2 separate regions of the Homo sapiens genome follow, and region 1 is linked to region 2. Evidence: read pairs that join two places in POLR2A ChIA-PET (ENCODE). Cell type or tissue: A673. All regions are shown on one strand. Links, peaks and the distances in the headings refer to the core of each region. The heading gives the core; the rest is flanking DNA. Region 1 overlaps PRSS23-AS1 (PRSS23 antisense RNA 1). Region 2 overlaps FZD4-DT (FZD4 divergent transcript).

Evidence for each region. ChIA-PET counts read pairs that join two places held together with the same protein. Peaks named below come from ENCODE experiments on the same cell type or tissue, not always from the same donor. Only the 100,000 strongest peaks of a DNase experiment are listed, where the experiment ranks them.
Region 1: POLR2A ChIA-PET joins it to region 2 with 6 read pairs; 2 of 35 experiments call an interaction of 5 or more read pairs at or near these places.

What each region holds. Positions count from the first base shown.
Region 1 is chr11:86,891,237-86,907,205 of GRCh38, reverse strand. It overlaps PRSS23-AS1 (PRSS23 antisense RNA 1), which reads left to right. Exons shown (of 4, transcript NR_187135.1): 3 at 10,666-10,793. It also overlaps a transcript of PRSS23 not described here. Among named protein-coding and RNA genes, the nearest start is that of PRSS23-AS1, 39 kb to the left of the region's middle. RefSeq lists a silencer at 10,513-10,713. In A673, for the core only: no CTCF peak of the experiment used is centred there; a DNase peak (open chromatin) is centred at 7,075.
Region 2 is chr11:86,983,742-86,999,710 of GRCh38, reverse strand. The region is part of intron 2 of FZD4-DT (FZD4 divergent transcript); the gene reads right to left. Among named protein-coding and RNA genes, the nearest start is that of FZD4-DT, 36 kb to the right of the region's middle. In A673, for the core only: no CTCF peak of the experiment used is centred there; DNase peaks (open chromatin) are centred at 8,200 and 8,960; H3K4me3 peaks cover 1,054 bases; H3K27ac peaks cover 2,500 bases.

The sequences.
Region 1 (15,969 bases), core at 5,888-8,387, 92 kb after region 2:
AAAAGTAGATACAATACAAAAATATACATGTACGTATATACACTACAAGATGTTTTTATTCATGTTTTATGTGAATAGCAAGACCAAAAAAATCATTAATTGGGCCCAGTTTAGGCCAGCAATGGTATTCTGTCCCCTGGATGTACACAAATAAAAACAACGCAGCTCATTCCTTTTAAGCATCTTAAAGTATACCAAAGTTTGTTAACAGCCAGGTATGCACACGACAGAGAATGAGTTCCCTGACATCAGCCGGAATCTATCACCGGGTAAAATGGATGGAAACCTCTCCCTGCTACTTACTGCTTATTGCTGTTCAGGCACTGTTTAATTTCTCGGTGCCTTAATTTGTACAGAGATACAAATGCCATCTCTGGTTGTGGCTGAGAAGAATGAATGAAATAACGTACCTAAAATGTTCACAGGGCCTAGCATATGGCAAGCGCTCCCTAAATAGACATTGCTTTTGTTGTCATTAGTGCTAGTGATAGAGGACCTTGGGTTTGGGCCTCATTGTGCCACTAACCAGCAGTGTTATTTTGGGCAGCAGTGCTGTCCCTGGACCTCAGCTCTACCTCTGGGAAATGCAGGGTATGGAGGAAACTGGTAGTTCAGCATTTGGAGATTCGTGGCAAACTATCAGGCACAACTCCTTGAAATCTTCCGGAGTTGGCGAGGCACTGCGGGGCTGATTAGATGGGGGGCAACCTCGCGGTCCCAGCTACAACCTCGCCGAGCCAGCCTCCAGCCCCTAAGGTGCGCCGGGGTGGCGCAGGGGCGGGCAGCTGGGCGAAAGCGAGTACCAGGCGGAGGGCGCAGCCTCAGGGGGATCCTGGGCGAAGAGCTGAGGGTGGCGCTGGTGGGGGCCTTTGAGAGGCCGCAGCCGAGCCCATGGCTTAGGGTTTCGATGAAAACAATAGCTGCGAGGTTTGGTTTCCTGGGCACAAGGGTGGAGAAGGCCCGGGAACCCTTCCCTTTCCAATCCCGGTGTGGCCTTCTGACTGGCAGACAATATTAGAGGTATTAGCTTTCCTCTTGCCCCCGCCCCCCGGCCCCGCCAGGCCCTGGCCCTTCCTGCAAGGCAATAGTGCGCCTGAGAAATCCCTGTGGTGCCTTGTTCTCTCTACAAAGGCAATGAATTCTCAGCACAATTTGGCTTGGAGTAGGCTCTCAAGATAATTGTTGAATGAATGAATGAATGAGTGAATGAGTGAATGAATGTCATCAGTGGGGATGGGCCTAGGGCACCAGCAAGATCAGGAGATCTCATCTTTCATCCTCACCTTCTTTGTTCACTCCATTTGTTCACATCTGTACAGAATTTTCACCGTTGTGTTGGTCACAGCGGGTTGGTGCAAAGGGGTCATGTTTTCAGGTAAGAGCAGCATTGCATAGTGAGCAGAAACCCCAGATGAGTGGGACTTCTCTGAGTTCTGTGTCCACACCTTGGGGACTCAGACGTCTATTCCTGCCTTCTATTAAGCTTGACAGCAAACTCAGCAGATGTAAATATTGACACCTTCTGGAAAAGTGTGAAGGTATTTGTTAAAGAAAACCTTAAAGAAAGGGAGGCAGACATTGTGAGACTTTTTATGCCTTTCAGGGTAGCTTCAGGACTTCTGGATGGTTTAATATGCTTCAACTCAGCATATGACCTAATGATTCATTTCTTAGAAGTTGAATCTGAAAGGAGTGAGGTTTTTAGCTGGCATTTTATTTTGTGTCTGCTTGTGGCGGGAAATAACAGATTCATATATGACTCTCCACCTCCTGAAGAGGCTAGAGCAAGAGTATCAATGATGTGCCGTAGGAAGAGCACCATACGTTTGAATGGTGCCTTATCACTGTCCTGGGCTTTCACATGCTTTATCATGCTTAAAACCCATAGCCCTGTGGAATAGCCAGAAAGAGATTATTATTCCAATTTTCCAGCATTGTTACTTCAGTTATTGAATAGCCACTATGTGCTGAATATTAGAGGTACAAAGAGAAGGAAGGCCTATCTCTGCCTTTAGCGCACAGTCTAGTGAAAGAGAAAGATATGCACATGGATCATTTCGGTATGACATGTTACCTGATAGGGTAGATCAAGCCCAACATCTGTTTTTGAAAATAAATGGGTTTTTTTGTTTTTGTTTTGTTGCTGTTTTGAGACAGGGTCTAACTCTGTCCCCCAGACTGAAGTACAGTGGTATAACCATAGCTCACTGCAGCCTCTAACACTCAGGCTCAAAGGATCTTCCCATCTCAGCCTCCCAAGTAGCTGGGACTACAGGCATGCACCACCAGGCCCTGCTAATTAAAACTTTTTTTTTTTTTTTGGTGGAAATGGATCTCAATATGTTGCTCAGGCTAGTCTTAAACTTTTGGCCTCAAGCAATCCTCCTGCCTCAGACTCCCAAGATTCTGGGATTACAGGCATGAGCCACCATATCTGGCCCAGTGGTAAAGTTTTACTGGGACACAGCTTTACTCATTTATTTATATGTTGTCCACAGATGCTTTTGTGCTACAATGGCAGAGTTTAGTGTAATAGTTGTGACAGAGGCTATCCGGCCTACAGAGCCTAAAGTATTGACTATTGAACATTTATAGAAAAAGTTTGCTAGCCCATAGAATAGAGGAATAATGCTCAGGTGGGCGGGTATTTAGAGTTGGGGTACATAGCACCACCTGGGAGTTGAGAAAGGCTTCCTGGGAAAGGCACTGCTTGAGCTAGAAGCTGAAGGGTAAGACTTGTGGGAGTTAGAAGGATAAGATGGGTACTCCAGGCAAAGGAAAGCCAAGGGACTAAACTGCTAGAACCACAAGCAGTTCATGATTACTAGGATACAACATGCAAGATGGGGACGGAAGCAGATGAGGAAATCAGTCTCGACTTGGGTGATTTGCTGGAGGTGATGTGTCTAGGTGGGGCAGGACTAAAATCCAGGTTTTCTAACTGGCAGCCCTATGTGCTTATCACAACAGCAAGGACAGCAAATACACAGCACCCATGTTGTCATTCCTTCAACCTGGGTCCACAGTGGCCAGTGCTAAGTGAGCACAGAAGTCTTTTCTGCAGCTTTATTTGTACTCCAGGTGACTGTTTGTAGAGTGAGTGTGCATGTTCAGACCTATATGCTATCCCTGATTTACCTCATTCCAGCCATAGTGAGAAGGTTTTAGATTTATTTTTCTCTGAAGCTATTAGAAAAAGCCTTCAGAAGCAAAAGCTATCAATTCAAGCAGCCCTATTTCAGCACATTCTAAATTATTGCTTACCCTGCCTATGCCAGGTCATACACCAGGTGGTTTACACACTTTATCTATCTTAATCCTCACTTCAAGATCATGAGGGAGGTAGAATAAATAAGTCACTTACCCAGGGGTCTGGAAGTAAGCATTTTAATTGTTCAAAAAGATTTTAAAAGATTATATGTAGTCCGGGAGTGGTGGCTCATGTCTGTAATCCCAGCACTTTGGGAGGCCGAGGCAGGTGGATCATGAGGTCAGGAGATCAAGACCATCCTGGCTAACACAGTGAAACCCCAACTCTACTAAAAATACAAAAAAATTAGCCAGGAGTGGTGGTGGGCACCTGTAGTCCCAGCTACTCAGGAGGCTGAGGCAGGAGAATGGCATGAACCCAGGAGGTGGAGGTTGCAGTGAGCCGAGATCACACCACTGCACTCGAGCCTGGGCAACAGAGCGAGACTCCGTCTCAAAAAAAAAAAAAAAAAAAGATTGTATGTTAAAAATTACAATACTTAAGGAACAACTTGGTGTTGTGGTACTGTATAGGGCTGGGTTGTAAATGACCAGTGGGCATGCCAGAGGCTCAGCCCATACATCGCTAGTGGGGTATGAACCATTATGCATGATTGCAGTGACCTTGTGACCTGTAGCTTGTAAAACAGAAGCTGGGATGATTATTGTTTGTTTATATTTTGCTGGATATCATATTTTTTATACCTTTTAACTGTGATTGTGGAAATTGACACTAGACATCCATCCCTTAATCCATGTAGTAGGTAAGAACATACAGATAAACACAGGGCAGTGGGGAGGGGAAAGAAAAAAGAAAGGTAGGAAGGAAAGAAGGAAGAAATATATCCAGAAGATGCAAGACCTGGATCAAATGGTAGCAGGAAAAGTTCTTTTGAAGATATCTAAGTGTTGGAAATATCATTCATCCAGGACAGGTAAGGTCCTGGACATTCCAGTGAGCAATTTCCCTCTGTGCTGTTATTTTTCATATTTTGGAGAGAACACTAAGGCCTGAAGAGGTTAGATAGCTTGCCCATGCTACTTAGTGGTAGACTCAGAATTTCCACACTGGCCTTCCAGAGTCCACAATCCAAGATCTTAACTACGATTATATTCATCTTTGATCCTTGGGAAGAAGGGAAGACATTTTCAATTCAGGCTTGAAAACATAAAGTAGCTGAATGAAGCAGTGTGGAATTAGCAGAGAGCAGAAAAAGTAAGCACCAGTCTGTGTCTTGATATCATGTTGTTTACATCTTGCTTTGGATTTTTTTAAACTGTCTTTCTAGAAAAAACATAGGTAGTAGCATCATGTACACTAATCTTTTCTCCTCAGTTATCCACATCTGGAAGTAGTTTGATAGCTAGATGTATGATATCATGCCTGTTAGCTGTTATCTGGTGGCAGCTCACCAATTATCCAATTTCTAGGGCATCTCTCTTTAAAATCTGTTTCAGAAGTCTTGGTCTGACAGAAAGCCAGGTACACCTGAAGTGGCCGAAGCTTGGGTGAGGACCCTTATCTAGGTCATCCAAAGATAAGAATGAGATAAGCTGAATAACAGGTCTTAAGAAAGAAAAAAATTAAGTACCAATGCCTAGTCCAAGGATAGAGAAGACTCCAGCTGGGAGATATTGCCAAAGGTCAGAAGACATGCTGAGTCTAAATAGAGCAGTAGAAATTGGGAGCAAATAGATAAGGTTTTAGGGGAGGGGTTGTAGAGAATGTCCCTATAGTTTCTGAGCACAGGTGGCTCAGTTTATAAGTACATAATCTTCCTAAATGAATATTCTAAGGGTCAACTTTATTTCAGTGAAAGAAAACTCCACAAATTGCTTAGACACACTCCCATCTATCCATCATCTATGTAGACATTCAGTAGACATGAATTGACAATCTACTCTGTGCTCAGCACCATTCTAGGCTCCAGGTAAGCAAAGATGAGCAACACCCAGTTTCTACCTTGAAGGATCACCCATGCCTGGTTCAGTAGAGACAGAGACATGAGTTTCCTTTTTATCTATTTTCCCCCAGAAGTACCCTGGTTTTCATAAATGACCATGGCTTGACATGCCATTATGATAATAATGTATAATTAGTGGAAAACCAAAGGAATGACTGGAAATTGTCTTTAGTTATGGGAACAGCTGGGCTTCTCAGGATAACGCTGGAAAATACTATACTATGTGAGCAAGGTCTGTAGGGTCCGGGTTTCTCTGGAGGTACAGCTAATTCCCTTCCAAATGCCAGCTTTAAATTCTGACATTTTGGCATTTATGTGAATGACTGTATGACTATATATGTAGGTGATCGGCCCTCTCAAGAGACTTTGAATTAGAGGCTTTCTGGTTTTGATAAATGCACCTTCTTTTCCTCAAAGTCCTTTATAACTTTTTAGACCAGTGACCTCCCTTCTTAGCATCTCCTTGGCTAGAAGCAGAAGACAGTCAACCTACCATTTTGACTGTAATTCAATTTGGTTTCAGGCACTTTTAATAATTTGGTATTCTGTTATGAGATGAGGTATACAGGCCACCTCTACTCTTTCAGTTCCGACAGCAGGAATAGAAAAGATGGTAGTTTTGTTCAAGCCAGCCATTCATTTATTCTCTAAACATTTATCATGCCCTCTGCTGGGACAAGAGCTGTTTTCGGTTCTTGGTATATAATGTAGATAAAATAGGTGCATATTGGTCAATGTCCCCATGAGGTTTACTCTCCATCAGGTGTAGGGTGTCAGACATTTGGCAAATAACCTCACAAATAACAAAGTGTTAATAAGGAAAAGACTAGGCTGTTATGAATGTACAATAGTGGTGGGCCTAATTTGGATTGGGAGACAGGGAAGACCTCTTTAAGAAAGAGATGATAAGCCGGGTATGGTTGCTCATGCCTGTAATCCCAGCACTTTGGGAGGCTGAGGTGGGCGGACCACCTGAGGTTAGGAGTTCGAGACCAGCCTGGCCAACATGGTGAAACCCCATCTCTACTAAAAATACAAAAGTTAGCTAGGTGTGGTGGTGGGTGCCTGTAGTCCTAGCTACTTGGGAGGTTGAGGCAGGAGAATCGCTTGAACCTGGGAGGCAGAGGTTGCAGTGAGCCGAGATCGCATCACTGCACTCCAGCCTGGGCGACAGAGCGAGACTCCGTCTCAAAAAAAAAAAAAAAAAAAAAGAGAGAGAGATAATAATGCTGAAATTTGAAGGAGTGGGTACTAGCCAGGCAGAGTCTGAGAAAGAGATTCCAGGGAGAGGGAGCAGCATATGTGTAGACTCTGAGCTGAAAAGAAGAGGATGCCGCCTATATACTGTCAGAGGCAAACACAGGTGTGACATAGTCATGGTGGGGAAGAGTGGCACAAAATGAGCGTGGTGAGGTGGCTCAGAGCCAGACCATGCAGGGCCCTGTAGCACCTGGTAAAGAATGTGGATTTCATTCTGAGTACAGTGGGAAGTCACAGGCAGGTGGCAAGCAGAAAAGTAGTATGATCTGCTTACATTACAAAATATCTCTGAATTCTGTGTGCAGAATGGATCAGATATGCATTTAAGAAAAGCAGTACACAGCCTGAGTCATCAAATGCATATTGCAAGGTGGGCACAGAGCCTGAGCATACGGGCACATGCAAGCCGCTTCCTCCTCCTGCCTCCCTGTACCAAATGTCCCGCCTGGGAGGCAGAATGCAGTTTACAGACCTTGAAACCAAGTGCAAAGTGTCTACAATTAGAGGAGAGGAAAGCATTGAGGAGGAAATAATAAATCAAGTATTGAAGATCTCAACAACTTAGAGAACAAGATACCAGTCTTAAGTGAAAAGAACACATTTGGCATTAAGTATCTCAGGAAACATGTCCTTCAGGTCCATTGACTCAGAAACATCTCTATTTTCAAAGAGGCATTTAGTCAGCTCCTTCCCTCATCTAACTCAATTTCCTACTTCCCTCCATCATAGACCATGCGTTCTTTGGTTATCAGATTTGCCTTTGGATTTTTTTTTTTAAAGACAACTAAAAACATCTTTTAAAAATCTAGCCTTTTCAGTGTCACTTGTCACTTATGTGTTTCTCTTCCCAATTTACTTCATGGCTGAGGCCTCCCTTGGGGTAGTATTTTTTTTTTTTTTAAGAAATGGGGTCTCGCGGCCGGACTTGGTGGCTCATGCCTGTAATCCCAGCACTTTGGGAGGCCGAGGCAGGTGGATCACGAGGTCAGGCGATCGAGACCATCCTGGCTAACATGGTGAAACCCTGTCTCTACTGAAAAATAGAAAAAAATTAGCCAGGCATGGTGGCGGGCATCTGTAGTCCCAGCTACTTGGGAGGCTTAGGCAAGAGAATGGTGTGAACCTGGGAGGCAGAGCTTGCAGTGAGCCAAGATCGTGCCACTGCACGCCAGCCTGGGTGACAGAGCGAGACTCTGTCTCAAAAAAAAAAAAAAGAAACGGGGTCTCACTTTGTTGCCCAGGCTGGAGTACAGTAGCATGATCTCAACTCACTGCTGCCTCAACCTCCCAGTCTCAGGTGATCCTCTCGCCTCTGCCCCCCAAGTAGCTGGGACTACAGGTGCGAGCTGCCATACCTGGCTAATTTTTGTATGTTTTGTAGAGATGGGGTTTTGCCATATTGCCCAGGCTGGTCTCAAACTCCTTAGCTTATGCAATCTGCCCCCTTCAGCCTCCCAAAGTTCTGGTATTACAGGTGTGAGAAGCCACGCCTGGCCAGGGTAGTATTTTTTTCTTGACTTGTGAAGACTTAGCTTGATTCTCCCCTAGCAGTGCACCATGAGTGGGGTGTGGGGTTGGGGAAGGGATCAGCACAGGAATGCATGCTGGCCAGGCCAGGGTTTGTTGAAGCAGGTGGGGTTTGAAGGTTGTGGGACAAATACTTCCCAACTTTACCCTATGAACATGGTGGCAGGTCAGCTGAGACTTGCACATACACTTTGTCTTCTGGGTGTGCCTGGAAGTAGAGTGATGCCCTGGAACCTGCATGACCTAGTGCTCAGAATACCTGGGCTTGGTTTCTGATCACTACCTAGTCCAGTAACTCTGTGCCACAAACAAATTAACATAGATGAGTGCCCATGACTACCAGACAATATATGTAAGTGCTTCTGGGCACCCAGAGAGGTGTGCCTTGTTTTCTCCATGTAGAGGCCAGGAAATGAAGGTTCAGAGAAGAGATATGCACACCGCATGCAATTCCCTCTGCCTGGAAAGCCTCTGCTCACCCCATCACCCTCTGCTGATGGAGTCAGTTTCTTTGTGTGGTCTCAGCACACTTATCACATCTTCAGTGTGACACATATTTTATTCACAAGACATATGTCCCAAGGACAGGGACCCATGAAGGAACAACAGCAGAGAACTGTAGCTCTGAAAGGTGCTCCGCTTCATTTGTCCTTTCCCCAGACAATGAGGAAAGTGACAAATAGCTATGGTCATAATGGAATTCTCAAAGAGACTCCTTCCTTATTGACTACATTCAACAGAAAATGAGTCCTTGGCATTCTGATCCTCAACAAAAAATATCAACATTAATATTTAGCATCCTTATATATCAAATAGACTCTAATGGGTTATGGGAGCTTTCTGAAATACTTTTTATACTATATTTATTGAAGGAAATAAATAAGTTATAATAATTCACTTGTCCCATCTGGTTCAGTTTTAGGGGCCTTCTTCACTATGATTGTTTCTAAAATCCATGGAAATAGAGGTGAAAACCCTTCTCCTCCTCACTGCACTATTGACATTATAAACACTGACCTAGATTATAACCATTAGGTTCTCATCGAAATGAAATATCTGCCCTGGGGTTTAAATTCCTAAACTTACTGTGTAAGATGAGCCTCCAATTAAAGATTTCTAATAAGAAAATCAGAGATTTGGTGTTAAAACATCCTCAAGTAATCTGTGGGGAATGTTACTTTTAAAATGAGAGCACTTACTAGCATCTGATTCGAAGTAGAGTCTAGATCTATCTATCTTCTCCAGGGAGAGCTCCTTGAGGACAAGGAATTTGCCTCTTTCATGTTATTTGGCACAGTTTTTAGCCCATAAGAGGCTCTCAATAAATACTGGTTAAACAGAAATAAGAAAAAGGAGATGCTGAGCGCAAAGAGCAAGGTAAAACCATTCTGCTCTTTTTCTTCTTTGAAGATGATGATGGCAAGAGTTACCATAAACTGGTCAGGTGTGGTGGCTCACACCATAATCCCAGCAACCAAAGCCCAGGGCAGGAGGATCACTTGAGGCCAGGAGTTTGAAACTAGCCTGGGCAACAGCAAGACCCAGTATTTATAACAAACAAACAAAAAAAAACTAGCCAGGGGTGCATGCTTATAATTCTAGCCACTCAGGAGGCTGAGGCAGGAGGATTACTTGAGCCCAGTAGTTTGAGGCTGCAGTGAGATATGATTATGCCACTGCACTCCAACCTGAGTGACAGAGCAAGACTTTGTATCTCAATTAAATAAGTAAATAAATAAAGAGTTACTATAAACTGAGTTGTTTACTATGTGCCAGGCACTGTGTCAAGTACTTTATGTTGGCCAGGCATGGTGGCTCACTCCTGTAATTCCAGCACGTTGAGAGTAGGCCAAGTTGGGAGGATTGCTTGAGGCCAGGAGTTTCAGACCAGCCTGGGCAATATAGTGAGGCCCTGTCTCTGTCTAAGAAATTTAAAATAAAAAAAGCACTTTATGTGCAACAGTTCTTTTAACTCTTTAATTCTATAAGGAATCCATTTTTCCTTTAAGTAGATGAGGGCCCAGGGCCATTAACTAAAGTATCCAAGGTTACCTGACTTAGAGGTGATTTTCCAAGATCTCAATTCAGGTCTCTCTACATATTTTTAAACATTGCATTGCCTTTCCAAATGAACCAATATTTATTAGCCATTTTATGCAAATAATTGGGCCATGTATTTAAAAAATCATTTCTTATGTTCTTATTTCAGCTGGTTTGCAAAGCGGCCCTGCTGGGGCTTGTATAGGGTAAATGATGGGCTGAAGTTAAAGATATACATATGTATAAGATGTATAGGATGGCGTTTTGTTAACCCTGGAAAGTTAAAGAGAATTAGAAGTTTTCAATGTAACATTTCCAGGCAGGAAAGTGTTAGCATGTTATGAAGAATTTCCCTTCCTCTGAGCCATTGGGCTTTTGCCAAGGCTTCAGGGTAGACGCTGCATTAGTGGAAGATGAATTTGATCCAAGAAGACATCTTCTCAATCCTTGTGTAAGATTAGTCTGAGTAGGAATCACTTGGTAACAATTTGAAATGGAGTTCGTTAGATAAACAGAAAAACATAGCTTTGTCTGGGTTGAGCCCAGAAATGGGTGACAGATGTTAATGATGAGTGACTGAACAGATGTTTGGGGGAGAATTACAAAAAGGGTTTCTATCATGCAGGATCTAAACCTTAACCTTCCTGGCTGATGCTGAAAGAGAGCTTGTATGAAACACGTTCTTACAAAACTATTTGGTGGATCGTGACAAAGACGAATGACTGGGTACTATAATTTAAAATGGAAAATAAGGTAAATGGGAGTCCTTGTTTATGTGCATGTGTATATGTGTGTTTTTTTTTTTTTACAAAGGTCAATGCTATATTAAAGAATTGGAAAGTTGAATAAGTCATTCCATTCTGCTTCCCTATCTTTTCCACCCCTCCCCTCCAAACTGGTAGGAATGAGCAGTATTTGATACTGTACCTTAAGGCTCAACAAATTATTAAAATACTATCACATATATACATCCTGAAATATCTGCCCTGTAATTACATTTGGAAAATAAAATTTCCTGTGCAAACTTAATTGGTAGTTTTAGTTGGGGTCTCTGAGACTTACTTCAAGTTTTAAGGAGTTTAAAAAGACCCCCATTTCAAAATAAATAAGAGACAAAGGCAGATTTTCAAAGTTGTACAGCTACTGCCATAAGCCTGTCCCCACTGTGAAGTGAGTACACTTCACAGAAAGATGAACAGTTAGTTGTGTTATACAAATTATATACTTCCTGATAATTTGACTGAAATTTTGGATGGACTGATCAGATGCATTTGTTAATTCATCTTCATATCTGGCCGTAATTGACATGAATTTGACTTACCTTCTGCTAATTATAGCTGTGGCTACACAATAGTGCAAAACACCTGGTTAAAAAAGGTGAATACAGGCCAGGCACGGTGGTTCACACCTGTAGTCCCGGCACTTTGGGCAGCCAAAGTGGGCCGATCACTTGAGCCCAGGAGTTCGAGAGCAGCCTGGGCAACATGGTGAAACCCCATCTCTATAGAAAATATAAAAATTAGCTGGGCATGGTAGTATGTGCTTGTGGTCCCAGCTACTTAGGAGGCTGAGGTGGGAGGATCACTTGAGCCCAAGAGGTCAAGGCTGCAGTGAGCCAAGATCACATCACTGTACTCCAGCCTGGGCAAGAGTGAGACCCTATCTCAAAAAAAAAAAAAAAAAAAAAAGGATAAAATAAAGGATAAATACAGTAAAAAATCCAGATATTCTCAGTTTAGTATTCTAATATTAATGAATGCCACTGAATTTATGATAGACATTGTGTATACAATAGGCTCATATGTCATCATAACCTTGCAAGCTGGATTTATTATCCTCATTTAGTGAAGGTGAAAGCAGAAGCCCAGAGAAGTTAAGTGACTCACAGAAGTTCACATATGTCAGTGAGTAGCAGGACCAGGATCTGTACCTTGGTCTGTGGTATTCAAAATTTGTCTCACTTTCTAATATGCCATACTGTCCTGGGTAGAATAGATGTTTAATTATTTGATTAAATCCTTATATTTGATTAAATCTTTATATGTTACTGTATATCAAAATGGAATAGGACTTAAAAGCCAGAATTCTCAAACTCATGATCTGAAGTCTCACTGTAATGTCATCAAAGAAAGAGTACTGGTAACTCTCTGTGTTATTGAAAGGGGAGGAAAAATACTAGATCCTTTCTTTGGCTTTGTCCTGAAGACAGCTCAATAGAGAGGAAGGTAATAACTGAATAAAATGTCACCTTTGGGCAGGGCAGTGTACTAGAAGCTATGAGCATTAAAAACATAAATGAGATACCTTAGAGCCTACAGAAGAGATAAGACATATACACAAATAGTGATAAGGAAGAAGGGCATACATCAAGGGACATGAGAGTTTAGGGGAGAAAGAGATTTTAGCTATGGTGATTAGGCAAGGCTGCATAGAGGGGATGGCATCTGCACTGTGAGCTTTGAAGATAAAGACAACGACCGGTAAAGGTTAGTCCTTTCTTCAGCTTGATTTTCCCTTCCTGTTCCTACTACCTCTCCTTCCCTACATTGCCAGACATGAAGGTGTCACCCTAGAAATGGAGAAGCAATAAGATGGAAGGCACTGGTCCCTTGACACTGGGAGCTGCCATGGGAGTTCTAGAATACTTACTCTCATGTGATTATATAAGAGAGTGCCAGGAAAAATTGCAAAGGGTCTTGAAATGGGCAACAAAAAGATTCTTGGGTGCCCTGAGTAGCTTACCCAGCCAGGTTACCTCTAACATTCATTGTCTTTGAAATATTTTACAACTCTGTAAGTTGTAGAGAACTGCTAGCAGGGCAAAGATGATTTCTTTTCCATATGCAAACAAATTCTGGCTGGGCACAGTGGCTCATGCCTGTAATCTCAGCACTTTGAGAGGCCAAGGCGGGCAGATCACTTGAGGTCAGGAGTTTGAGACCAGCTTGGACAACATGGTGAAACCTCATCTCAAAAATACAAAAATTAGCCAGGCGTGGTGGCACATGTCTGTAATCCCAGCTACTTGGGACGCTGAGGCAGGAGAATTGCTTGAATCCAGGAGGCGGAGGTTGCAGTGAGCCAAGATTGTGCCACTGCACTCCAGCCTGGGCGACAGAGTGAGATTCCATCTCAAAAACAAAAACAAAAACAAACAAACAAAAACGGAAGACAAATTCTGTCCAGTGAATTGATTCCCCCCTTTACTCCCACTCTATTTCTGCCCCTTGGAAAAAGCCAGTTTTACATCTATTTGTAAATTCACTTCAGTATTCCTGATTGACCTCTATAAGTGGGGTACTTTAAATTCTCCTTTGAGCTGATAGTAATATCTTACTGGTTCCTTCATTAGTTAATGAGTTAAAATCTTTGACGTGTATTCATTTTATATTTGTATGAGAGTAAATAATTTACCTTTATTTAAAAAAAATTTTTAACAAGAAGAATATACTTTTATTTAAGCCACTGCTATTTTGGGCACAAAATATACAATGCATGTATATATCTATATCTATCCATCTATTTCTATCTACCTATCTATAATGATCACATCTCTGTGCTAAGTAGATAGCTCCTGCCATCCTACCTTAATTATTTCCATGAGGACCAGCGTTGACTCTTAAACCAAATCCAAAGATTTTTTTCTCAGTCATCATTCATCCTTAATGAGAGACATAGCAGAACAATGTTTCTCCCAATCATGAGTCACAACAAATAAGTGGGTCGGAAATCAATTTAGTGGTTTACAGCCAGCATTAATAGGATTTATCATAGTGCATAACACACAGTAAGTATAATTTGCGAAGCTTTGGATTCAGATACTTATATGTATTAGTTTACTAGGGCTGCCATAACACATTACCACAAACTGGGTGGCTTAGAACATTAGAAGTTTATTCTCTCATACTTCTGGAGGCCAGAAGTCTGAAATCAAGGTGTGGCAGGACTAAGCTCTCTTTGAAAGCTCTAGGGGAGAATGCTTTCTAGACTCTTCTAACTTCTAGTGAATTAGTGAATTAGCCTGGCATTCCCTGGCTGGTGTTAGCATAACTGCAATCTCTGTTTTCATCTTCACAGCATCTTCTCTCTGTGCCCTTTTCTGTCTAAGGACACAGCCATTGGATTTAGGCCCCACTCTAACCCATTGTGATCTTATCTTGATCTTTACCTAAATTATATCTGCAAAGACCCTATTTCCAGATAAGGCCACATTCCAAGGGTCAGTGTAGACATAAATTTTGGGGGACAATATTCAACCCACTACATATATATATGTAAATTCTTGATCACGGTGTGAATTGTTTTTCTTATTATGAGAAGAGGTCTCAAAACTTTCAAACATAGGACTAGAAGACCCCTAGTACCTTTTTCACTCTGATTCCAGGAAGCATTTAACAAAGCTGGCTACATTTCCCTTTTTGGCAATAATAATATTAATAATTAATAAGTATAAAATTTATTCAAGTAATTTTACATGCAACAAATAATTCAATCTTATAAAGCCTTAGGAGGTGGGTTTTAATAATATGTCAGTTTTAAAGATTATCACACAGCTAGAGAGCTGAGCAGCCAGTATTCAATTCCAAACACATGGTTTTCCATCATATCATGTGTATTTGGAACTTCATCTCCCTTTGCTTCCATATCGCTGCATTGATCTGGTGTATCTGACTTGGCTGCATTTTCTGGCCTCTATTTTCTTCTTTCCATCTCCTAATATTGTCATTCCATCAACTCTCAGCCATGGCCAGCTCCCGCCCAATCTCATTCAATTCTTCACTTTCTACTTACAGGGATGGAGAAGACTTAATCCTATCTGGAAGGAGCCAGTGCACAGCAAAGATGGCAGAGAGAGAAAAGAGAGGGAGTGACAATGAAGTAAGGCTACAGAGAGATGACCAAGTGTCCCAGAGGAGGAATTCTCTTTCGGAAAGAGATAGACACCTCTTCCTGTGAGACATTTGGTCATTTTAACAAGGCAAATAGTGATAGCAGCAGAACAAGGAAGCTCCTGTCCCATTAGTTGGCTTTGGGTTCCCCAGTTTCTGGCTATGAGGCTTGATGTGAAAGCCCGGGTCTTGTCTCTTGGACAAGGTGCTCTATTTTACAGATCAAGTTCAGCACAGGAAAATAGGATGTTGTATCAGTCTGTTTTCACACTGCTATAAAGAACTGCTTGAGACTAGGTCATTTATAAAGGAAAAAGGTTTAATTAACTCACAGTTTGGCATGGCTGGGGAGGCCTCAGGAAACTTCCAGTCATGGTGGAAGGTGAAGGGGAAGCGCACCTTATTCACAAGGCAGCAGGAAGGAGAATGAACGCAGGAGGAACTACCAAACACTTAGAAAACCATCAGATCTCGTGAGAACTCACTCACTAGCACAAGAACAGCATGGGGGAAACTGCCCCCATGATTCAATTACCTCCACCTGGTCCCTTGTAACGTGGGGATTATGGGGATTACAATTCAAGATGAGATTTTGGATGGGGACACAGGAAAACCATAGCAGACGTAGTGCGAAATGTTTGGTTATTTAGTTTAAGAAATGTGGGAAAGAACACAAAAAGAAAAGGAGAAACAAAAATCTAACACCCAAAAGATTTCCTCTTTGTCACCTCATTACCTGAGCTAATGACTCCCCAAAACTCAGAGAACACATCAGGAATCCAGGATAGCTGTGCTCCTCAGCCTGGAGGAGCTTTCAACAGGCACAGGAGTTGGATAATTACACACTGGTACCTTTCCCAGATGATTTATGGAATACCCTGTGGCAAATAAGGAAGACACAAGCTCCAACAAATGATTTCTTTAAGTCAGGACCTTTAAACAAGAAAGCATTACTGAGGGGGCAATAAAACCATCAGAATGTGGCTCTGGCTTCTCTCCATCTTATTAGGCTTGAGGTAATTATCCAGGTAATTTAGGGA
Region 2 (15,969 bases), core at 6,714-9,213:
CCTCTCAAAATTTTGCCCTTTTCCTTTGTCTTGATCATGCTGTTCTTAGCTCTCTTACCACCTGTGCTGCTGTTTCAAGGTTGCAGAGTAAATAAAGGGACAGAGACAGCCCAATGTTGAGGCCTGAGCTCCATAGAAATGCTGCTGCCATCACACACAGATGAGACTGACCAGGCGGGCCAAAGGTGGCCCATTCATGTTGCCCTTAAACACTGCAACTGCCATTATTTTCAGTTCTAAGGAGCCAATGGTGAGGGTTGGGGTTGTCACTTATTCATTTTGCATATGTTAAGTGCAGAGTGGGTATCCATAGATGTAATTCACAGCCTCATTGGGAAGATAACACATGAAATTATGAATGTTATATATTTACTTTACATGAGACAATAGTGGAGTATGGAGTATAACAAACTTTTCTTGAGTCCTTATTGTGTGTTAGGTATATGCGAAGTGCTGGGGAGAAAAATAATTTTTTTTTTTTTGAGACGGAGTTTCGCTCTTGTTGCCCAGGCTGGAGTGCAATGGAGCAATCCCAGCTCACTACAACCTCCACCTCCCAGGTTCAAGCAATTCTCCTGCCTCAGCCTCCTAAGTAGCTGGGATTACAGGCATGAGCCACCACGCCCGGCTAATTTTGTATTTTTTTAGTAGAGATGGGGTTTCTCCATTATGGTCAGGCTGGTCTTGAACTCACAGCCTCATGTGATCCACCCACTTCGGCCTCCCAAAGTGCTGGAATTACAGGCGTGAGCCACTATGCCCGGCCCCAAAAAATAATTTGTAAAAAGCCTATTCTAGGCGGGGCATGGTGGCTCACACCTGTAATCCCAGCACTTTGGGAGGCCGAGGTGGGTGGATCACAAGGTCAGGAGTTGGAGACCAGCCTTGCCAACATGGTGACACCCTGTCTCTACTAAAAATACAAAAACTTAGCCAGCCATGGTAGCATGTGCCTGTAGGCCCAGTTACTCGGGAGGCTGAGGCAGCAGAGTAGCTTGAACCCGGGAGGCGGAGATTGCAGTGAGCGGAGATCATACCATTGCACTCCAGCCTGGGTGAAAGAGCAAGACTCCGTCTCAAAAATAAATAAATAAATAAATAAATAAAAATAAACTTTTCTAAAGTAGCTCAGGTTATTATAGCCTGCGTTTATATGTAAGGGAAAGAGAACCAAATGGGAAACTGAGGACTAAACTTTGATTTTTTAATCTTGCCCCAATTCCTATCTAAGGAGTCTGGGGAGTCATGCCCTAGAAATCATAAATTCTCATCAGATGGGTTTTATTTAACCCTATATAGCGTGACTTGCTTTCCAACCTGAATCTGGCATAACATTATGAGACAAGGAGGAAAATAAATATATTTTACCCCAGAACATGTTTCTTTGCCATATCTTGAATTGTTCCTGCAAAGCTGTCCTCTGTGGGGAAAATTTGCATCTGTAGAGAATCTCTGTTAACATAGCTAGATCATTTTCTTCCAGGTTCTCCCAATCCTAGAGATTAACTAAAAGTCTAGCACCTTTTGAAGATCTGAATAGGAAACATTTGTCTATTGTCTCTCAGGGCAGCCACTATAAGACTTAAAAGAACCTTGGTCTCCACAATCTTTTATTTTTAACCTGAACATTTTCTTTCTACGATCCCAGGTCTTTAGGTAAACTCAACCAATTGTCAACCAGAAATGTTTAAATTTACCTATAGCCTGGAAGTCCCCCCACCTCCATTCCCACCCCCACCCCCCACCCAACGTGCTTTGAGTTGTCTCACCTTTCTGAACCAAATCAATGTATTTCTTAAATGTATTTGATTGATGTCTCATGCCTCCCTAAAATGTGTAAAACCAAGCTGCTCCCCCCAACAACCTTGGGCACATGTTTTCAGGACCTCCTGAGGCCTGTGTCATGGGCCATCATCACTCATATTTGGCTCAAAATAAATCTCTTCAAATATTTTACAGAGTTTGACTCCACAAAGCAAACACTGAAATGCAGTTTAAAAATAAATAATTGTACTGTGAACCTATTTAGATAGATTCATTAGCTTTCTGTCCTTTTGTACAACTCATTTAAGGGCTGCATTGAATAAAAGGTGGCTGTCTTACGGCTCCTTCACAGATGAGAAAACTCACAAAACTATGATATGGTTAAAAGGACATGAAGTCAGCTTTGAATCAAAACTTGAAATTAGGACTGCCCTCATTCAACTTGTGTCCTTGGGCAAGTTACTTAACTTTTCTGATCCTCCTCATCTGAAACAGGTAACAACAGCTATATGTGGCAGATAATGTCAGTGACCTACTCAGTGACAATGTCCCCTTCTTATCAGAAGCTCTCCCAGTTTTGTTTGGGGGAGGGAAGTGCCTAGCCTAGATGATGGCTCACAAGTGGTTTAAGGCAGGGGTCAGCAAATTTTCCTGAAAAGGGCCAAATAGTAACTATTTTAAACTTCGCAGGCCATTCAGTTTCTGTCACAACTCTGCCATTGTAGTGTGAATACAACCATAGACAATATGTAAATGCATGGGTATAGATATGGTGCAAGAAAACTTTATTTACAAAAACAGGCAGTGGTCCAGACTTGGTTATTGTTTGCCCACCCCTAATCTAACACAACCCTGACAATCCTATCCCTTACTTTCTCTGACTCCTTTGTAACTAAGGGTATCTATGTGAAACATTTGTTGTCAATAATACCTAAGTAGAAGTCTGATGATGGGGTTTCTGGGAAAATTTTTCTTTGCTAACCAAAGGAAGGCTATGTGTGGCCTTATCCTTTTCCCTCAATTCTACCCTTTTTTTTTTTTTTTTTTTTTTAGACAGCCTTACTGTGTCGCCTAGGCTGGAGTGCAGTGGTGCGATCTCAGCTCACTGCAACCTCCGCCTCCTGGGTACAAGCAATTCTTGTGCCTCAGGCAATTCTCGTGCCTCAGGCAATTCTCGTGCCTCAGCCTCCCAAGTAGCTGGGATTACAAATGTACACCATCACCCCTAGGTAATTTTTTTTTTTTTTTTCGAGACACAGTCTCGCTCTGTTGGCCAGGCGGGAATGCAGTAGCATGGTCTCCGCTCACTTCAACTTTCGCCTCCCAGGTTCAAGCGATTCTCCTGCCTCAGCCTCCTGAGTAGCTGGGACTACAGGCGCCCGCCACCACGCCCAGCTAATTTTGGTATTTATAGTAGAGACAGGATTTCACTATGTTGGCCAGGCTGGTCTCGAACTCCTGACCTCGTGATCCACCCATCTCGGCCTCCCAAAGTGCTGGGATTACAGGCATGAGCCACTGAACCCAGCCACACCTCTCTAATTTTTTTTTTTTTTTTGAGACGGAGTCTCGCTCTGTCGACCAAGCTGGAGTGCAGTGGTGTAATCTCGGCTCACTGCAAGCTCCGCCTCCCGGGTTCATGCCATTCTCCTGCCTCAGCCTCCAGAGTAGCTGGGACTACAGGCGCCCACCACCTCGCCTGGCTAATTTTTTTGTATTTTTAGTAGAGACGGGGTTTCACCATGTGAGCCAGCATGGTCTTTGGGAGGTGGGCCTCCCAAAGTTATGGGATTACAGGCGTGAGCCACCGCGCCTGGCACACCTGGCTAATTTTTTTTTTTTTTTTTTCCTGAGACAGGGCCTTGCTCTGTCACCAGGCTGGAGTGCACTGGCGCGATCTTGGCTCACTGCAACCTCCGCCTCCTGGGTTCAAGTCATTCTCTTGCCTCAGCCTCTCGAGTAGCTGGGATTACAGGCGCCCACCACCACGCCTAGCTAATTTTTGTATTTTTAGTGGAGACGAGGTTTCACCATGTTGGCCAGGATGGTCTTGATCACCTAAACTCATGATCCGCCCGCCTCGGCCTCCCAAAATGCTGGGATTACAGGCGTGAGCCACCGCACCCAGCCACACCTGGCTAATTTTTGTATTTTTAGTAGAGACAGTTTTGCCATGTTGGCCAGGCTGGTCTCAAACTCCTGGCCTCATGTGATCCACCCATCTAAGCCTCCCAAAGTGCTGGTATTACAAGCATGGGCCACCGTGCCTGGCCTCTCTCAATTCTGCCTCTAATGTGGATGTGATATCTGGAGCTACTGTAGCCATCTTGCAATTATGAGACATGAACAAAGCTAAATGTTAACTTGCTAAGGATAGTAATGCAGACAGAGATTAGTTTTTCAATGTCGTCACTGAGAAGCTGCATCAATATCAGCACCACCTAGTGGACTACTCCCATAAATTTTAATCCACTGCAGTCAGATTTTCTGCATTTTCCAGCCAGATCTATCACCAAATAATTTTAATATATCACAGGCTTATTGTGAATATTCACTGAAGTTAATATACAAATCATGTGGCATATAGCAGATCCTCAATAAATGATGGTTCTCTTCACATCTCATTTCACAGAAAATTGCTATCATTCCCGTTATGGTGAGTATTAACATTTTGCACAAGCTCCTTTTAAGAATAAGTCCCCCAGCTGGGCCGGGCGCAGTGGCTGATACCTGCAATCCCAGCACTTTGGGAGGCTCATGGATCACAAGGTCAAGAGATTGAGACCATCCTGGACAACGTGGTGAAACCCTGTCTCTGCTAAAACTACAAAAATTAGCTGGGCATGGTGGTGCCTGTAGTCCCAGCTACTTGGGACACTGAGGCAGGAGAATTGCTTGAACCCGGGAGGTGGAGGATGCAGTGAGGCGAGAGTGCACCACTGCACTCCAGCCTGGCAACAGAGCGAGACTCCATCTAAAAAGAAAAAAACAAAGAGTAAGTCCCTCAGCTGGAATATTTTTTAAGGGTTATCTCTAGTTTCACTCTAATTTTAAGTTTATTTATTTATTTTATTATTATTATTATTATTTTGAGTCAGAGTGTCACACTGTGGCCCACCTAGAGTGCAGTGGCATGATCTCGGCTCACTGTAACCTCTGCCTCACAGGTTCAAGGGGTTCTCCTGCCTCAGCCTCCCAAGTAGCTGGGATTACAGGCGCATGGCACCCCACCTGGCTATTTTTTTTTTTTTTTCCGAGACAGAGTCTTGCTCTGTTGCCCAAGCTGGAATGCAGTGGCCTGATCTCGGCTCACTGCAAACTTCGCCTCCTGCGTTCAAGCGATTCTCCTGCCTCAGCCTCCCAAGTAGCTGGGATTACAGGCCTGCGCCACCATGCCCAGCTAATTTTTGTATTTTTAGTAGAGACGGGGTTTCACCACGTTGGCCAGGCTGGTCTCGAACTCCTGACCTTGTAATCCGCCTGCCTTGGCCTCCCAAAGTGTTGGGATTACAGGTGTGAGCCACCACACCTGGCCTGATTTTAAGTTTCTAAGACCTCAGAAAGACTAGGAAAGGGAAGGAATAGAAATAATTCTAGTTTAGCAGGAGCCTGAGTATGAAAAGATCAGAGGTGATCGTCAAGCAAATTGGAGATAACACACTCTCTCTAGTAACTACTAATGAAAGTCTCCTTCTGCATTCCCTTTCTGGGTTGCTTGCCATGGTTTCTCATGCCTGCCTAAGACTGACTTCAGGCGTGAAGATAAATGTATGTATGTATATGTACTTACTAATGCAAAAAAGGATTATACCATTAAATCAACTACTGTCAAATTACCACATTTCATCACATATAGGCTATAATTATGGCAAGTCTAAGCTAATCTTTTTTTCCTGCTTCCCACAATAATCTAGCTTCGTCTACTTCCCTACTACTTATATACTAATATATACTTATATACTAATGTATATGCCAACATATACATAATAAACTGAATTTTTGAAGGGATATTTTCATGAACATATTATAGAAATAACCATTTGGGGGCCACTTTAATTAGCCTCAGTAAGATTTAAGCTACCTATTGCAAAAAAAAATTATATTGTGTGTCTGGAAAATGTTTTTAAAATTCACCTAATGTTTGAACTATTGATTCATTAGTTCTCTAAGAAGAATATTTTCTCTTCATGTAAATTGGTGGACGGACAGATAGGCGGGCCATTAGAAATAGGAAAGGATAATGTGAACAATGAGCAGCAGTGATTGGCTGTCTCTTTGTCTTGGCCTGGCTTTGTGAGAATTATTCAAATTCTCTGTTGCAGCTATTCAGATCTGCTGCTGTAATGTGAAAGCAGCCACAAACGATATGAAAGGAAATGCACATGGATGTGTTTCAGTAAAATCTACTTTAAAAAATCAGGTGGTGCTCCAGATTTGCTTCATGGTCATAGTTTTCCCGTCGTTTCACTGGACTATACACACTGGGATATAGTCCGGGAGGGCCTCTTGGAATAACAACAGCCATTCTGCTACCAGCCTGAGGATGGAGAAAGATAGGTACAGATAAAGAAAAGAGCTGGTTCCTTCACAGAAGCTTCTAATCCTGATGCATCTAGAACTCACCCTCACTTTGTGCTTCTTATCTTGGGAGATATGAGATTTCCTCTTCATTTACATCTGTTGGGCTTTTCTTTTACTTGTAGCCAAGGGCACCCTTGCTGCCATATGTCCCTAAGAGGAAATACTCTCGCTTGTCTATTTCCTCACTTGCTTGCCGTGGAATGGTAAATGTACTAAAGGCTGGTAGCAGTAGGATAAAAAAGGAAGAAAATAAATGCCTCCTTACTGCAGACTTCCTGGAGCAAGGATTCATTTGAATTTAGTAAACTTGAAAATCCTTCTAGAATTGCGACACTGTGGAATACTCTGAACTATCACTGATCAGCTACAGTAGTGTTTAAAGAGGTTTAAAGATGATTTGGAAAGATGCGGATATTTTATTGCACCTTGCCATGATTATTTATAAAAAAAACAAGAGAGAAACTGTCCTCAGCCATGTTTAGTTTCTATTATATTTCTTTGGCAGTCCTAGGCTATGATTGTTCCTATTTTTGCTTTATGAATGTAATAACCTCTAAAATGCCTCCTAGTATGCCTATTAGATCTTGTTCCCTTGTTTAGTGGACTAACTTCCCTGAGCCATTCATCTGTACTTTCATTTGTCTCTTATCGCTTCATGTGTAAAAATTTTATCTCTACCAATTTAGACAGAAACTCTTTTATAGCAGGAAACATTTCATAGATCTCACAGAATTGGGCACTTAACAGATATCCAACATACACATTATTAACTGAATTTTTTTTTTTTCGAGATGGAGTCTTGCTGTGTTGCCCAGGCTGGAGTACAGTGGCGTGATCTCAGCTCACTGCAACCTCTACCTCCCAGGCTCAAGCAATTCTCCTGCCTCAGCCTCCCAAGGAACTGGGATTACAGGCACATGCCACCACACCTGGCTAATTTTTGTATCTGTAGTAGAGATAGGGTTTCACCATGTTAGCCAGGCTGGTCTCAAACTCTTGACCTCAAGTGATCCGCCCACCTTGGCCTCCCAAAGTGTTGGGATTACAGGCGTGAGCCACCATGCCTGGCCTTAACTGAATTTTTGAAGGGGTATTTTCATGAACATATTATAGAAATAACAGTTTGGGGCCATTTTAATCAGCCTCAGTCTGATTTAAGCTACCTATTGCAAAAAAATTATATTGTGTGTCTGGAAAATGTTTTAAAAATTAACCTAATGTTTGAATTATTGATTCATTAGTTCTCTAAGGAGAATATTTTCTTTACATTGAAACTTGTACAGTATGAACCTGTGCCATGGAAACCCATTCTAGCATGCAGTTGTTACAATCAACAAACCACAACATATACAGATTTACTTACTTTCTTTTTTTGAAATACACAAAACATTCATTGTTATGTATAAATATCAGAGATTGGCCTGTAACTTTGAGGCAGTTTTCAAACACAGTTGGGCAAAATCATAAAAGTAGTAGGGAAGGCTGGGTGCAATGACTTACACCTGTAATCCCTGAACCTTGGGAGGCCCAAGCGGGTCAATCACTTGAGGTCAGGAGTTTGAGACCAGCCTGGCCAACGTGGTGAAACCCTGTCTCTACTAAAAATACAAAAATTAGCTGGGCATGACGGCACACACCTGTAATCCCAGCTATTTGGGAGGCTGAGGCAGGAGAATCACTTGAATCTGGGAGGTGGAGGCTGCAGTGAGCCAAGATCGTGCACTCCGCCTGGACAACAAGCTGTGACTCGGTCTCGAAAAAAAAAAAAAAAAAAGTAGTAGAGAAGTAGACAAAACTAGATTATTGTGGGAAGCAGGAAAAAAAAGATTAGTCTAGTTTAGACTTGCCTTAATTATAGTCTATATGTGATGAAATGTGGTAATTTGACACTAGTTGATTTAATGGTATAATCCTTTTTTGCACTAGTAAATCACCACAAATTGCCTTTTATACAAATTATGTTACAAGAAGTATAATTCTATTTGAGAGATTGCTTAAACAAAGGGGGTGGAATTTTAAAGGTGGGCTTTAAAAAGCAGAAACTTTCTTTTCCTCTTAAAAACTGGAATTCCTACAGACTCTAAGCGTCTTTTTAGAAAAAAATACAGGTGTATTTTCCTAGAAACTAAAAACTATGCATAACCCCAAAAGTCCAAAGATAATCACTGCACACATTTTGGAGCAGTTCCTTCTAGTTTTTCGTTCTCTCTCTCTCTTTCATGGAAAAAGACAGATTTATTTTAATATCTATGGTTAGATCATATTGTACATCATAAACATTTTCCCAGATCAGTAAGAACTTTTTGTTAAGTTTTGTGCATTATCTTTTATTTTAGTCATTTTTCAGTATATTATATCCTCCCTCTCCATTTTAGTTTAAAAGATAAACTCATGGTATGTAAAGAGATTTTTCAAGTAAAAATCATTCATAATCCTATTATTCTAGTATAACTATTTCCATTTTTCCTACTCTTTCCCTTTCAGAGCTAATGCTATTACACGACAAATATGCCTCAATTTAACCACGGAATTCTTTTTTCAGAGAGCACCTTATGATGGTGGTTCATGAAATGTTGATCCTAGATCAGCAGGAGCAGCAGCATCATCACTTAGGAATTTGTTAAAATGCAAATTCTCAGGCTCCTACTGAATCCAGAAACCGGGGAGGGAGGAGAGACAGAAATGTGTGTGTGTGTGTGTGTGTGTGTGTGTACAAGCTATGAAGCAATTCTGACACACATTGAAGTTTGAGAACTATTGTCTTATGGAATCAACAATTTGCAGATCATTCTTTGGGAAGCAGTCTGCAAAAGTGCCTTTCTGACCAGTCTCTATATTTCCTGGAAGGTTTTAGATAAAAACCGCTGGCTGCCTCTATTCCCTCAAGGGTAGAATAAGGATATATTAGCTACCTTCCAAGATAAGGATTAAATACAATAATTAGTAAAAGTGTTCTGTAAACTATAAGTAGTGAAATGGTATATAGATAGAGTTATTGTAATGGTGACCCTGAGTCTAAGCTGACAGACTTATATTACTAAGCTCTGGGGAAAGCCAAGTGGAATGTGGACACAGATGGTTCTTAACTTTCACACAGTCAACTTTTATACAGCCCGATTTTCACACATTACACATGCCACCCCTAAAATGCCTTTCCAACACCAAATCTGGAATTTCATACACTTGCAGTTTAATGAGCAATTTGAGGTATCCCATGGCTGCACCACCTGCCAGCCCACAGCCCTACTTTGGCAGGGCCACATCTTTTTCTGTTCAGCAGTTTTTGTCCATATTTTATTGCATCTTGCCATGATTATTTATAAAGAAAACAGGAGAGAAACTGTCCTCAGTCATGTTTAGTTTCTATTACATTTCTTTGGCAGTCTTAGGCTATGATTGTTCCTATTTTTATGAACATGATAGCCTCTCAAATATCTCCTAGTACACAAATTAGTATTTCTTGCAAGTTCACTGCTCTCTGAGACATCTCTGCTTCCTCTGGTCAGTTTGTCCTTTCTCCTTCTTAATCTTGATGTCTGTCTGGTGATCGCTAGTTGTCTGTTTGGATTTTAGGTATCTGGCATGGGCTTCCTCTGCAGCTACTCAGACTTGTTTTTCCCAACAGGTCTCTCCCCTAAAAGAAAGTGTGGCTGTGGCTGTGTGTAAGTGGATGGGGCTTGATCAAAAGATGTCACTTTAGGGAGCATGGGCATGGGGCAGACAAGCAGGCTGAAGACCCTTTGCCTTCCCTACCTCATTACTAGAATAAGTAGGGTTTTACTTTGGCATGGGAAGACTTCAATACATTTTTTTCCTAAGCAAAGATAACATAGTTTTTATTTCTCCTGGGTCTATTTTGGAAGTGTCTATTTGTCTTTCTCAGCTCTCTATCCCCATACAACATTATCCCTCCAAATAGGAAGTTTACATTATTTGGAGGGGTAGTCTCTTGGGGTTTTAACCCAGGGTCCAGGGCTGCTGCGGCTGCTGGCTACTCAGTGGTGGTGGTAATGGGGGATCCGGGACATGACTGGCTTTGCTGCTCCCGGATGCAGGTCTGTAATTAATTATCCTGACACTTGTCTCAGGACCCCCTTCTGCTTTTGACTTGTAGTCACCCTGACTCTGAGCTATCGATCTCTCTAGAACAGTAGCTCTCTAAGTATAGTGCCTGAACTAGCAGCATCAGCAGCACCTCGGAACTTGTTAAAAAGGCAAATTGTTTATCCAGAATAATGCTGATAAACATTTGGTTGTTTCTAGATTTTTGACTATTATAAGTAACGCTTCTGTGAACATTCTTACACAGATGTTTTTATGAATATTATCTTTTCATTTCGTAAATTCCTAAAAGTAGAATTGCAGGACAAACTCAATCTAATCCAATCCCAAAATTCTACATAATTATGATCCACTGATGGTACAGTGTTATGAATTTATTGTTTTTATGGTTGCCAGATAAAATATAGCATGTCCAAAATAGTGCATTTGGGACATACTTATACTAAACAATTGTCTGTTGTCTATCTGAATTCGAATTTAACTGAGCGTGTCCAGTATTGTTTTAATTTTTGCTAAGTCTGTCAACCCTAAATCTTTTTAAAATTTTCATTTATGTTAATTTAAGGGCTTTGGAGGGTGGGAAAAGCAAGATTGACTTGCATAATCATTTCATCACCTCGATCCAAGAAAGAAATTTGGTAAAGGCTGATAAGCCATTTCAGTTAGCATCATAATTTATTGATCAGTCCACTCATTTCCCTGCAAAATACCTTGCCCAAGCCAGTGAAACATCACCATCAGAAAGTCCTCCTTCCTAACACTAAATCAATGTCTTATGTCAACAAAATGTCACATAAGTTGGCTAACAGCCAGAATTTGAGGTAAGAAATTACTTTAGGTCAGTAATTTTATTGTCTGTATTCAATGTTTGTCTTTTGAACATTTTTAATAATCACATATATATTGTATAAGACTCGGGTTTCTATTTTTAATTCAAGATTAAAATATTTATAATATATAATAGGGAATTTATATTATTTTTAGCTCTTGGGGATAAAATTCCTCACATAACATGTGAAGTTATTGCTTGATTTTTATATATTACACTTTTCATTTATATTTTCAGGGCCTCATTAAACAGAAAAATAGAACTGCCTCCAAAAAGATGTAATGGGAAGAAAAAAATTTAGGTGTAACCATTATACCCTTGAGTTAGAAAAATAAATATCTACGTATTTTATTAGCTTTCTAGCAAGTTTATATCAATCTTGTTACCCTATCGTAAGTTTTTACTGGATAAACTATCCCAGTAAAGTTAGTTCTCTTTTAGCAGTTATGGACGTTATGATGAGATTATTATACATTCTGTCTTATGAGTATTTTGGACTTCCACTTCTTCATCCTGTAATTTTTAAAATGTGGGCTCCTTGTACTCCACTGCTTTGGTACTCCACTGCTTTGGTACAATCTCTTGTGGTGAGTTGGTGGAAGGACACCACCCTGGCCCTGAGGTTCCTGGCAGAACATTATTCTGGTGGGGCTGTGGTTGCTATTGAGTTATTGCTGAGGAATCATGTCCAAAGCTTATCCTCAGTTTGGGTTTTGCCTATGCATTAAATATTAGTGGTTTTATTCCCTTCACAGTTCCCATTTGAATAATAATAATAAAAAAAAACTGTTGTGAAACAGGATTTCCAGAGGTGGTAGAAAAAGCTCCAGGTCCAATGAAGCTCAGATTGCTTTGCATACAGTGGATTCACTCCTGTTTTATTCAATCATTTTTGAGAGGTGAGAGGAATTTTGCCTCTAGATGGTTTTTCATATCTGGTAGAAACATTAATGATGATAATAATTAGCACTTACCACGCACAAACTTAAGTATTACTTCAAGCACTTAATATGTATTTCTTGCTTATAAGAGTCATTATTGGCTGGGTGCGGTGGCTCACGCCTGTAACCCCAGCACTTTGGGAGGCCGAGGCAGGCAGATCATGAGGTCAGGAGTTCGAGATCAGCCTGACCAACATGATGAAACCCCGTCTCTACTAAAAATACAAAAATTAGCCGGGCGTGGTGATGCACGCCAGTCATCCCAGCTACTCAGGAGGCTGAGGCAGGAGAATAGCTTGAACCAGGGAGGCGGAGGTTGCAGTGAGCCGAGACTGCGCTACTGTGCTCCAGCCTGGGCGACAGAGTGAGACTCTGTCTCAAAAAAAAAAAAAAAAAGAGTCATTATCATAATCAGTAGAATTTATAAAGCTCCATATATAAGCTGGGTCATTTGCATACATTATTTTAATCTTTACAATGCTTTAGAGAAGTATTTAGAGATCAGGAAATGAGGCACTGACAAGTTAAGAAACATGTCCGAGATTATACGCTGGGGCGCGGTGGCTCACGCCTGTAATCTCAGCACTTTGGGAGGCTGAGGTGGACGGATCACTTGAGGTCAGGAGTTCGAGACCAGCCTGGCCAACATGGTGAAACCCCATCTCTACTAAAAATACAAAAATTAGCCGGATGTGGTGGCACATGTCTGTAATCCCAGTTACTTGGGAGGCGGAGGCAGGAGAATCGCTTGAACCTGCAGAGGAGGCAGTTGCAGTGAGCCGAGATGCTGCCACCGCACTCCAGCCTGGGCGACAGAGTAAGACCGTCTCAAAATAAATAAATAAATAAAAATTATACAGGTAGTAAATCACAGAATGGGTATTTAAACCCAGATTCCCAAACCCTTTTCATGTAACACGGTTGACTCAGTTTGCATACTTAAAAAACACTTGGCCACTTATCTTTTTTTTTTTTTTTTTGAGATGGAGTTTTGCTCTTGTTGCCCAGGTTGGAGTACAATGGCGTGATCTCGGCTCTCCACAACCTCCGCCTCCTGGGTTCAAGCGATTCTCCTGCCTCACCCTCCCTAGTAGCTGGGATTACAGGCATGTGCCACCACACCCAGCTAATTTAGTATTTCTAGTAGAGACGGGGTTTCTCCATATTGGTCAGGCTGGTCTCAAACTCCCGACCTCAGGTGATCTGCCCGCCTTGGCCTCCCAAAGTGCTGGGATTACAGGCATAAGCCACCGCGCCTGGCCGGCCACTTATCATTTTATTTTACTTTGACAAGATACTATTAACTCAATTTAAAAGGTAAGGAAAATTAGACACAAAGAGGTTAAATGGCTTGCCCAGTCTCACACATTAAAGGAGAATTTTCCTGAAACCCCTACTTTCTGGCCATTGATGTAATACCTTTTCAGCTATTTATGCATCCTATGACTGGATGAAGTCACATTAAGAGGACATAGTGTTGTAGAAAAACACCAGGTTCTTGTCACACGACCAGGAAAATTTAGGCACACAGACACAATTGTAGTGTGAGTAGGGCAGGGTTTATTGGCTGAAAAGGAAAAAACGAAAAAGGAACTCTGAGCAAAGTGAGATAGAGTCCTACTAACAGATCTCCCACCTCATAGACCGATTCCCAGGTCACCACACAGGAACTGAAGAGGCCAGGCTCCTTCCCCTGCAAATGGCAGGAACTTTCCCTGGCTCCACTCACCTCCCCCAGTGCGCAGGTGGGCATTATTCAGAGAGAATCAATCGGGAAACGGTACGCTTCATCCGGGACCATCAGTCTGGTTTTTCAGCCTTCAGACTTTTAGGCTTGGAGGTGGGGTTTCACTGGGGATGCTTGGCTGCCTCCTGTCTCTATCTATAGTTTTAAATCCTTGAACTCAAAGCAAACCTTAAGAAGGCCATCATCCTTGAATTCTTAGTTCCCACATTATTCATTGTTTATACCTAGTTGTGGTGAGGAAAGAGGCAGTTGTTAGATTTCCAAGAATCCAGAAATCCTCAGTGAGTGCCAGCAAACGCTGATCTTCAAAGATAGATGGTCTTCAACAGTTTTACCTTTCAAACCACACTTCCCAATAAAAATTATCCTCCACAGAAAGTCCAAAGTAAGCTCCAGGCCTGGATCCCAGTCCCCAGGTTCTAGGAGAGGGTGTCACCCCACAACACATGGGAAATGTGGCCAGTCATTTAGCTTCTCCATCTCCATCAAGTTGCCTTTGATGGCAAAGCCAGATGGGCTTCTCTGGGTACCACTTGACTTCCTGCTTACCTTATGGGGCCCTCCTCTTCTTTTAACCTTCCTCTTTCATTAGTTCCCTGCACAAATGCTTCTCCTTGCCAAGAAGACACATTGACGCAAATGATCAGATAAATATGCTAATAATTTTTCTTGGCAAATCAACTCCATGTCACCTCAGGACTCTACACACTTTCTTCCAACTACTTGACAGCCCTATCCACTTACAATCACAGAGTTCTTAAAACCCAGGTGCAGGTTGAGCCCAGATTCTAATTTCAAATCTCTGTTGGCTCGCACTTGGGATATGTTCTGTCTTCCGTCTCCAGCTGGCCCGCTGTTGTGCCCTTTCCTCTGGAACGAAGACTTCTCCACATTCATCTCCACATTCCTCACACTTGGACTAGTGGAATTTATAGCTTGCTAACTCAGCCTTGCCCCAGAGAGCAAGCAAAAGGGAATTGAGTTCAGGGCCTGCCTGCTGGCCAGGGAATAGAATAGGCAAAGCTCCAACTTTTGACCTTTGTGCCCAATTTTTCCTTCCTTGCCTTGCCCTCCATCCCCATTTTAAAGGTCTCTGCTTAACTTTCTCAGCACCCAGCGCTTATTACTGCCTGGTTAAGGCCCAGCAAGAAAACCCTCAAGTTTGTGAAATCAGAATTTTTTCCCTGCCTCAAGAAGAAAGTCCAGTAGAGACAATTTTTTGAAACATGCACTACCTGTTTTAGACCCCTATGGTGGCATTAGGTAAAGCAATCCTATAAAATTTACCGTGAAATTGGGTGAACTTCTACTCCATTGTACTAAAAGGTAAGGTAGATGCCCATAAGAGTTCATATGACTTCTAAGAGTTCCAGGAAGCAACTTAAAGAGAGGACATCATCAAATCAGTGCCCCTTCAGTCTTTTCCTGTTTTACTGAAAGCAAGAGACACCTGGACTCATTTACTCATTCATTCTACAAACATCAATGAGCTCCTGCTCTGGGCCAAGTATGAGTTATGTGCTGATGTATACCATGTAAATACAAAATAACACAATTCCCTGCCTTCAAAAAGTTTGAAGAGGGATTCAAGATTCATGTTCCATTTCCAGTGGCTTGACCTGTCCTGTCCAACTGCTGAAGGCTGGAAAAATATTGCCCCTCTCCTCCTGCTTCATCTCCCATCTCACATGGTAGTGGGTGGAAATAGAGACAGACCAGGTGCAAATTCCCCTTCCCTCCTAGTGTTCATCATTTTGTAACCTCTAGTCATCTTGGTCTCTTTGTCTATAAAATAGTAGGTAATATTTAATGTGTACTTTGCAAGGTTTCTGATAATTAGAAATAATTAGGCTGGTGCAGTGGCTCATGCCTATAATCCCAGCACTTTGGAAGGCTGAGGCAGGCAGATCACTTGAGGTCAGGAGTTCGAGACCAGCCTGGACAATATGGTGAAACCCTGTGTCTACTAAATATACAAAAATTATCTGGGTGTGGTGGCAGGTGCCTGTAATCCCAGCTACTTAGGAGGCTGAGGCAGGAGAATT